Regions from separate parts of the Mus musculus genome. Here region 1 is linked to region 2. The links are chromatin loops, found by intact Hi-C in ENCODE. Cell type or tissue: left cerebral cortex. All regions are shown on one strand.

Evidence for each region. Peaks named below come from ENCODE experiments on the same cell type or tissue, not always from the same donor. Only the 100,000 strongest peaks of a DNase experiment are listed, where the experiment ranks them.
Region 1: it touches region 2 in a loop (4-fold over the local background); 1 of 42 quality-filtered maps calls a loop at or near these places.

The regions. Positions count from the first base shown.
Region 1 is chr5:138,088,190-138,093,189 of GRCm38, forward strand. Zkscan1 (zinc finger with KRAB and SCAN domains 1) reads left to right here. Exons shown (of 6, transcript NM_133906.4): 2 at 4,731-5,000. The coding sequence starts at 4,818. Among named protein-coding and RNA genes, the nearest start is that of Zkscan1, 5.6 kb to the left of the region's middle. In left cerebral cortex, CTCF peaks have their summits at 2,285 (motif pointing right) and 3,631 (motif pointing right); no DNase peak of the experiment used is centred here.
Region 2 is chr5:138,253,384-138,258,383 of GRCm38, forward strand. Lamtor4 (late endosomal/lysosomal adaptor, MAPK and MTOR activator 4) reads left to right here and starts at 2,099. Exons shown (of 4, transcript NM_001081108.2): 1 at 2,099-2,420; 2 at 2,870-2,950. The coding sequence starts at 2,418. In left cerebral cortex, a CTCF peak has its summit at 2,491 (motif pointing left); DNase peaks (open chromatin) are centred at 2,321 and 3,772; H3K4me3 peaks cover 1,866 bases; H3K27ac peaks cover 1,264 bases.

The DNA.
Region 1 (5,000 bases), 170 kb before region 2:
GAGACTGACTCCGAAAGGTAGAAAGCAATCAAGAAAGACACCTGGCGTCAATCTCTGGCCTCCACACACAAACACACCACACTCATGCTGAGAAAAGAAAAACAAAAAAAGAACTTGCCCTGAGATATGGCAGTTTAGTTTTGGATCTTGGTCTAGCATTTACTTGCTCTGAGAGCTTAGGTAAATAATTTACTGTTTGTTAACTGCATTTTTAACGTTACAAAGCAAGATGATAATCCTAAGCACCTTGGAAGACTGTTGGTATGTGGTCCAGTGAAGTGCCGAGTGTATTCTGTGGCACCTACAAATGTTGGCTCTTACTCTCCTTTTATAATGTTCTTGAGCATTGATGGACACATGGTGCTTTAGCTTATGTTTGCCAAGGCATGACTGAGGTGCTGGATTTGGAGTCATTTTGCTGAGTGGGGAAGGGTTTGTGAAGTGCAAAGGTTGATGGGAAATGAAGCTTGACGGGAAAGTGGAAATAAAATGGAACCCACTGTCTAGGGCTGTAAAGTTTTAGGAGAAATGATCAGAGTAAGGTAGTGAGTAGATTGTGTGTGTGGATCAGGAGAGAATAGAGGTGGAGAACCAAGAAGCCAGGCTTGAGCTCAGATTGGACAGTAAATATGAACAAAGTTACTTTACTCAGGATGTTGTAGATGTAGCAGTGGGTAGAGCACTGTCTAGCATCCATGAAGCCCTGGGTTCCCTCCCCAGCACTGCATACAACAGGTATGATGGCTCACTCCTGTAATCTCAGCACTCAGGAGGTGGAGGCAGGAGACTCAGAAGTTAAAGATCGTCCTCAGCCCAGGGCTACAAAGTATGACCCGGTCTTAAATGATTCACTCTGGTGTTTGGAGACTCAGTGCATATGAGGAGGGAGAGTCAAAGAAGGCAAGATATTAATTTAAGCCTGTGCAGGTGAGATAGCAGAGGAATGGCTCCCTGAGCTAGCAGGGGTGCCTCTTCTGTGTGTATAGTTCAACGCACCTCCTAGTGTAAGCTAGACTAATCAGAAGGCAGTGTCTTCTTGAAGGTGAGTAAAACATTAACCAACAGAGTTAATAAATGGAGTGGGAGTTGTTCACGGCAGGAGTGGAGTCCATTGGTCATGGCCCACGCTTAGGTTCAGATGACTAGAAACAAGGGAAATGCACCACTAACAGGAAGAATGCAGCAGGGCCAGAATAGAAGAATGTGTCCTGAAGGTGGGAACCCTCGAATGCTGAAGTTGTGTGTATTGGAGATTCGTTAACAGTAATTGAGGAAAACCAGAATCACCTCCAGGTAGTGCTACGCTGGCCTTTGTGTGTGTGGGGGATGGAAAGAAATCACCACTGAACAGAAACAACTGAAAACAACAGCCTGTGGGGGAGATTGTCTAAACTGCCACGGAGGGCTAGTGCCTTGGCTGAGCAAGTAAAGGTACTTGCTGCCTTAGCCTGGTGGATGTGAGGTCAGTCCTCCAGACCCACATGGTAGGAAAATCTCAAAAGTTAACCTCTAACTTCCAGTAGCTCACTGTGGTATGTGTATGTGTATGTATGAGTACACAAAAATATCATTTAAAATAAAATTATTTAAACCTAGTCCCAAAACTTGCATACCTGTTCTGTTCTTGATGTTTTATATATTACTACTGAAAGCTAGATTTTGGCTGCTTTGTGGGTTCTTTTTTCTTCCATGCCTTTTCCACCCTTTCAATCCCCTAAGATAGGAGAGAAAAGACAATAGAGGAGGAAAAGTGGACAATATTAAAATTAGACTACTTCCTACTCATTAGGGGCATCAAGTTCCCTGGGCCAATCTTTACTGTCAAAGATATCTAATTTCTTCTTGTTTCTCTGTTGCAAATTACTAAATAACAAACCCTGACCAACAACAACCAACAGCAAACAACCAACAACCCATACCACCTCTTTATGCCCTAGCATTTATAAGGCTTCTGAAAGGTCCCCAGAATTCCAAGCATCACACTGTCAGCAGAAAGTATCACATTTATGCTGAATACAAGTCAAATAATAGCTGCTGTGGAAAATCTAAAGCAGCCCCATATTCCATACCTGGGATTAAACAAAAACATTCTCATATTTCTTTTCTTTAATCCCAGCACCCGGGAGGCAGAGGCAGGTGGATTTCTGAGTTCGAGGCCAGCCTGGTCTACAGAGTGAGTTCCAGGACAGCCAGGGCTATACAGAGAAACCCTGATCTCGAACAAAAAAAAAAAATTTATTATGTATACAGCATGCTGCCTTGCATGCATGCCTGCAGGCCAGAAGAGGGCACCAGCTCTCACTATAGATGGCTATGAGCCATCATGTAGTTGCTGGGAATTGAACTCAGGAGCTCTGGAAGTGCAGCCAGTACTTTTAATCTCTTGAGCCACCTCTCCAGCCCCAAATTTCTGTTTTCTAAAGAAACCAAAACTCCAGAATTGTCACTACACTACAGTCCATGATCCCATTTCTACCAAGTCTAATCAGTATTTTTAAGTGAGAACCATACAATTATAGATGCTTTCCTAGTTTAAAAGTATTGGTTTGCTCTGAGGATATAGCTCAGTACTACAGCATGTACTCTGGTTGTGGTTCCCAGCCTTGTATAGCGTAAAAGTTAACTTAACCTAAAAAGCTCTTGCTTTAACTCATTGTGAAACAGTTAGATGGTCAATTTACAAAGCCTTTTGTTTTTGCTTTGTTGGGCTTTTCAATTAGTTTTAAGTCATGCTAACTTATTTCTTTGTGTGCAGTCAGGTGAGTGTGTGGAGTACAGCTTCCAGAAACCTGTTCTTTCCACCATGCCGGTCGCAGGGATCTCCTTAGACCGTCAGGCTTAAGGGCAAATGCCTTTACCCACTGAGCCATCTTGCTGGCCCCAAGACGCTTGGTTTTGGTGGCTGTAGAAGTAAAGACAATGCTTTCAAAGACCAGTGGGTTCAGAGGGGAGAACTGCCATTACCATGCTCAGCAATTCATGAATTACGCTCCATGCTAAGTAGTTGTTATCAAGATTCAAATTTCCACAAGTCTATTTTCATTTTCCATGATTTTTTAAAACAATTCAATTAATATCTGTTGAATACTTCTGATAGTGTTACAACAAACATGGTGGTAGGGATTACAAATCACATAATTGCCCCTACTTTTTTTTCTTTTTAAAGACTGGTCTAGCAAACTTTATATGCCCCAGTACAGGGGAACACCAGGGCCAAGAAGTGGGAGTGGGTGGGTAGGAGAGCGGGGGTGGGGGTGGGGGTCAGGGAGGGTATAGGAGACTTTTGGGATAGCATTTGAAATGTAAATGAAGAAATTACCTAATAAAATTGGGGAGAAAAAAGTTTAAATAATAAAATCACGGAATGCTATAGTGAGCGTTAAGGACAAATAAAAATGTAAAAATTAAAAAAAAAAGATTTTTTTTCAAAGATTTATTTATTACTATACATACGTACACTGAAGCTGTCTTCTGACACACCAGAAGAGGGCGTCAGATCTCATTACAGGCGGTTGTGAGCCACCATGTGGTTGCTGGGATTTGAACTTAGGACCTTCAGAAGAACAGTCGGGTGCTCTTACCCGCTGAGCCATCTCTCCAGCCCATCTTTTAGAGATTTATTTATTTATTATATGTAAATACACTGTAGCTATCTTCAGACACTCCAGAAGAGGGCGTCAGATCTTACTACGGATGGTTGTGAGCCACCATGTGGCTGCTGGGATTTGCACTCCGGACCTTTGGAAGAGCAGTCAGTGCTCTTAACTGCTGAGCCATCTCTCCTGCCCGGTTGTCCCTACTTTTAATAGTAGAGGGGACAAATCCAATCACAGTGCCCCTGACAAGTATAAGAGTCCTCGTATCCTCAGGCTTGGCAATTAGAGCTTTAACCACAGAGCCATCTCGCCAGCCCCTCCCATGTACAATTTAAAGTGTCATAAAACATGTAAGGTTTCCAAAAATCCTGACTAGTTTTTGCAGAATAACCAAAAAGTTGAAGTTTGCTATTACTAAAGATTTCAGTTTGAAGCCAGGGAGGTAGCTCAGCAGGTAAACATACTTGCCACCAAGCCTGACAACTTGAGCAATCCCCAGGACACTTACGGTAGAGGAGTCCTATGACCTCCACACATGTACTGTGGCATTCGTGAGTGTGAGTACATGTTAAACATAAATAAAAGACAAAGTTCCATTGACATTCTTCATTTGGAAGAATTTTTAAATGAGGTATAAAATAGTTCCAAGTTTGTTTTTTAAAGGCTTATTTGTGCCTGCTGTTGTCTACGTGTATGCCAGATACATACAACTCACATCTTGTGATATGGGTGTCAAAATTTAAACCCAGACCTCATCATGGCACAGCAGGTTTTTGCAACTACAGAGACATCGCTCCAGCCCCATAGTTCCAAGTTAATATTAGAAGTGACATCAAGGCTAGTGCAGCTCTATAGTGGTTTTCTCCTTTATTTTTAGAAACATTCTTAGCATCTTCATGTGTATCCTTATATGAAGGGTTAGTAGCACGGGTCACTTTGTATGGGCCCTACATACAGGGCCAGAAGGCAGCCTGGGGTGTTTGCTAGTCCTCGGGTGCTGTCTACTTTGGTCTTCCACTCGCCCAGAGCTTACGGAGAGTGCTAGACTGGCAGGCCTGTGAGCCTAGGGATCCACTATTTTCTGCTCCCTGGTAAATTTTTTATTAATTCTCCCCCCTTCCCCCTTAACTTCAGGAATAGTGGAGGAACCAATAGAAGACAGCTGCTAGGACAGAAACTGCAGCCTGACCCTGTTGGACCCCACCAGTTCACTGAGCCTGAATGATGACTGCTGAGTCAAGGGAAACCACAGGTCTATCCCCACAGGCTGCACAGGAGAAAGATGGTATAGTTATTGTGAAGGTAGAAGAAGAAGATGAAGAAGACCACATGTGGGGGCAGGACTCTAGCCTGCAGGAGACACCACCACCCGACCCAGAGGTATTCCGCCAACGGTTCAGGCGC
Region 2 (5,000 bases):
AAGCAGGGCATGGTGGCACAGGCCTTTAATCCCAGCACTATGGAGGCAGAGTCGTGTGGATCTCTGAGTTCAAGGCCAGCCTGGTATTAAAATATTAAAGTCCAGCAATCAAAAGCCTCCCTTTGGTCACCTTAATTATCATGTCTAATCAAAACAAAGCAACTCATTCTATCACAGGTTTCTTATTTTACTTTTATAAACTGCCATTTGCCTAAGGACCATGCCTGTCTCCACTTTATCCAGAGGTAGTCACTTTGTCTGGAGCAAATATTTCTTTCCCCTCTCCCTTGTCTTCTATCCACACTCTTTGTCCCTCTGGAGCAAATAAATCTCTCCTTTGTGTTGGGAACTTGGTCCTGGTGTGTCCTGTGCAAATTCCAGTCTTTTCAAACAGAACATCAAAAGCAAAAATCTTGTACCTGTCAGTGAATGGTGGAGCACACCTTCAATCATAGAACTTCAGAGGCAGAGGCCAGAGGAGCTCTTTGGGTTCTAGGCTAGCTTAGTCTACATTAGTGATATTCTGTCTCAAGAATGACCAATCAACCAACCAACCAACCAACCAACCAACCAACCAACCAACCAATTAAGCCAACAAGCAAATTGCCCTTGACAACAGCTGCCAGGTAAACCATTTCCAACAGAGATCCCCAGGGCTCACGCATGGTAAAAAAGTTCCTGCAATGTTATAGAGAAGCTGAATGCTCAGTCATGGTGTGAAAACGTAATCCAGAACTCCAGCTAGCAACCTCAGCCTCTCCAGGTTGGTTTTGGATGGATGTCTGTAAGCTCCCAATTTCATGATTTCTGTTCTTTTACTTAGAAGCCTTCCCTGAAGAAACTCTCTGCTCTGCCCAGAACTCTGTCTGTTCGTAGTTGTCTTAAAGGGACTTCCTCAGGTAGTTTTGGCTGGATACTTGGATACTTGAGTACCTGATTTGATGGAAATTGATGTGCTTCTCTCTCTCTCTCTCTCTCTCTCTCTCTCACTCACTTTATAAAGTCACTCGTTCAAAATAAAAATTGTGGCTACTGTAGACCATTCTCTGGATTGTACAAAGCAGCTGTTGATATTTGTATACCCACTTCAGAGCAATGGTGCCAAGCACCTTTGCCCGCTGAGCCACTTTGCCAGCCCTACTTCAATTTTTTGGTCATGATGATTGAATCTGGGGCCTATGCATGCTAGGCAAGTTTTGAAACGATAGCTACAGCCTTGCCTCATTTTCTCTAATTAGCTGCTGCTTCTACAAGATGATTTGGGGTGGACGACTTTCTTTGTTTAGTGCTGTGGGTACAGACCCACACCCAGTATGCATAAGGCCCTGACTTTGCTTCTTGGCACTGAAAATAAATGGGGTGGGGGATATAATTCACTAATTTAGTGTACAACTTAGTAACTTCGGCACATTCACAAAGATATGCAGACTTCAATATGAATTCCAAAAAGCTTAAATCACATGCCCTGCCATACCCTCATTAATAAGCACTTCCTATTTTTTCTTGCCCCACTACCAACTAGTAATTGCTTTCAGTTTTTCTGTATTTGCAAGAAGTGTATGTGTTTTAATCAGGATCTTGGTAGGTAGCTCAGGCCTCAGTCTGGCACTGAACTCCCTATTCAGCCCAATCCTCGGCCTCTCAGGCTTTAAACTAGGATTACAAGCATTCGGCAATAGTCACAGCTAAGCGTCTTACATAGATGGGACCACATAATATATAGCCTTATGAACCTGCCCTTTCACAACCCGTCCTTTTGGTTGGGTCTGAGCCTCTGAAGGCTGAGTGGTCTCTGAAGCCATCTCCCTGGCCTGCTTTCTCTTGTTTTGGAGATTCTCAAGCTGCATTTGGTGTCAGGACATTATCATCTTGTATTGATCTTACACTACTGTGTGTACACAGCAAATTTGATTTACTCATTCATAGCCATATTTGGGCCGATCCACTCTTAACACATATACTCAAGGCAGAAAGTTAACACGTGAACAGCTTTTCACGTGTAAACCAAACCATCGTCTTTCACATTGGTACATTAGTTTCTCTTTTCAGGTTGAACAGTGACACCTAAGACTCCTCTTACATCACCGGACTGTTCTACTTTCTTCTTGGAAGCCACCGGCAGATGCATATTCCTATTGCAAAGGATAGAAGCAGTGCACGTTCGTGTGGCGACACTGCCCCGCGACTCTCCGGACAACTCTCGCAGGCAAATCCTGAGGGGCGGGGAAATGCAACCAATCCACGAATGTGTTCGGAAAGCGGGGCTCCGCAGTGGTTGATAAAGTATAATGACATACCCGCCATCCAATCCTCAAGCGAAGGGCTGGGCTACAGTCAGCTGGTGAAACCACCTGACCCGAGCCTGGAGCCGGAAACTACCTATCCGGCAGACTGCTTACACTGCACCTACGGCTGCGATGGTGAGTGTGGACGCATGCGCGGGTGTGCACGCCTGCGGTTCCGCGTCCCTGTTTTCCGAGCTTCTGTTGCCACCTTATGGCTTGCATTTCACTGTCACCTCCAGTCCACCCTGGGACCGAAAGGGAACAGAGATGGGAGGGAAGCGACAGGGAGGGCTGGAGAAGGAAGGCTCCGCTACCGGGTGTTCTGCAGCGGGGGAGTAGTCTAGATGGCACAAGGGGCGGGGCATAAGGGGACTGGAGTGGGAAGGGACATGAGGAGGGGTTGAGGGGCTAGGAAGGCCTCCTGGGTCACCTACATGACAAGTGGAAGAGCTCAGAGGTCCAATAGTGACCGTGGATGGAGACTCAGTGTTACAAGCCATTATGAGGGCCTTGGAAGGCTCATATCCAGGAGGGAGATGGGTTTGCAAGGCTGTCATGATTCTCCTTGTCTCTTTACCCTCTAGACTTCCGCACTGACCCAAGGGCTGGAGCGAATCCCAGACCAGCTTGGCTACCTGGTGCTGAGCGAAGGTGCAGTGCTGGCGGTGCGTTGTGGGAAAGCAAAGCGTGGGGTGGAGGGTGTGTGTGTGTGTGTGTGTGGGGGGGTCCTTTGGGGACACACAGCCCAGAAATCCCTTCAAATATTTCCAAGTTGTCTCTTTTTGTCTTCTCTGTGGTTCCTTGCTTGCCATATAGTAAGCTTTATGTAGTATTTGGATATGTGGTATAAAAGCTAATTACCAAAAGGTTGGGGAGGTAGCTTAGTACGGAGAATGAGTTGCCTAGCATGCACAGAGCCTTCTCTTCAATCCCAATACTGCATAAAACCAAACAGAGTGTAGTCCCAGCACTTGGAAGGTGGAAACAGTGGGTTAGATGTTCAGGCTTATCTTTGGCTACATATCAAATTCAATCACAACCTGGACTACATGTAACTCAGCCTCAAAAAACAACAAACAAACCATTACCCAAGTTATACAATTAGTTAGTTAGTTGTAGTTTGTTTTTATTTGTTAAATTCTTGTAGGGACGCACGTATGGGTGCCACAGGGGGTGAAAGTTCGAGGACACTTTGGAGTGAATTCTCCTGCCATGTGGGTCTTGAGGATTGAACTCAGGTCATCAGGCATTGAGGCAAGCACTTTTATGCTCTGATCCATTTTTGCCTGCCTCTAGAATTTTGGGGGGTGAGGTGGGGTGGGGTGGGGGCAAGACTTCTCTAGAGGCAGGAATTGAGCTACGCTGCAAGGGCAGAAAATTGTGAAAGAGAAAAGAACCCTCAGGGTTGGGAGCCGGGCATGCTTGCCTGAGTGTGCCAGTGCCCGAGTTGGCCGTGGTTTTGTGTTGAAACCATTTGAAGAGGAAGGATGCTGTGGTAAGACTGATACTGAACTTCCTGCGGCTAGCTTCAACATCTTTCGACAAATCTTGAGGGTTAAAGGGTTTTAAAACAACTGTGACTCACAGAAATGGTGTAGCACAAGTGTCCCAGGAGAGCCATATAAGCAGGAAACTGGACTGGTAGCAGTGAGGAGCAAGGACAGAAGACATTTTAGCTTATGTTTTTAGTGCCTGCACGGGTGTGTGCCCATGCATGTGCTGAAGCCATTGTAGGGCATTAGAGACCCACTCTCACCACTCTCTCTGCCTTATTCCTTAAGGCAGGGTCTCTGAACCCGTACCTAGACTGGCGGCCTTGAGCAAGCCTCAGCAGTCCACATGGCTGTACACCCACAGTGCTGGGATTCCAGGTGTGAGTGTGGTCATTCCTGACGGATTTGAACTCAAGTCCTCTTGCTTGTACAGCAAAAACTCTTATCCACTGAGCCACCCCCACAGCCCAGAGATAATTACTAGGTAAAGTACTTCTACATGTACTCTACCTTTCTGAAGTACTTATCCAGTAGGACTCTGAACAGGGGAAACCAGAAAAATACTATGGTACCTGAACAAATAAGACATCAAGAAAGGAAGCTGACCAAGGAGGTAGCTAAGGAGAATTTTGATGGCCTGACTGTAGACACCGAGTGAGATGGAATGCTATCGGTTGTAGTACATTTATTATGTAGGCACTGTTATGTTTTCATTGTTTTCTCATGAGACTTTCACAAGCGCAGAATATAGGCCCAGTATACAGCTGGAGATACCGAGAGCAAAAGGAACTAAATCTAGTTAAGGACCCATTTAGAAGCGGTGGGAAGAGGATGTTGAAACAGTCTGTTCTACTGTCCAGAGGACGTCTGGACTACTGTCTTGTTATTTGCCCAAGGGTTAGCCAGAGGGAAAACTTTAAAGACAAAGTGGGTGTTTCTGCTTCATAGCCTACAGACAGGACAAGTGGGAAGACTGAGTAACAGGTAGAACCTTCAAAGACTGAGCAGTTAGCTCAGTGATATAACATCTGCCTAAAATCCTTCGTGAGGGGCTGTGGGCGTGGCTCAGTAGTAAAACACTTGCCCAGGAGTCTCCCACTGAGGCGCTGGGGGTGTGGCTCAGTGGTAGAGCCCCTGCCTAGAATCCCCCAGTGAGGGGCTGGGGTGTGGCTCAGTGGTAGAGCCCCTGCCTAGAATCTCCCACATGAGGGACTGGGGACCT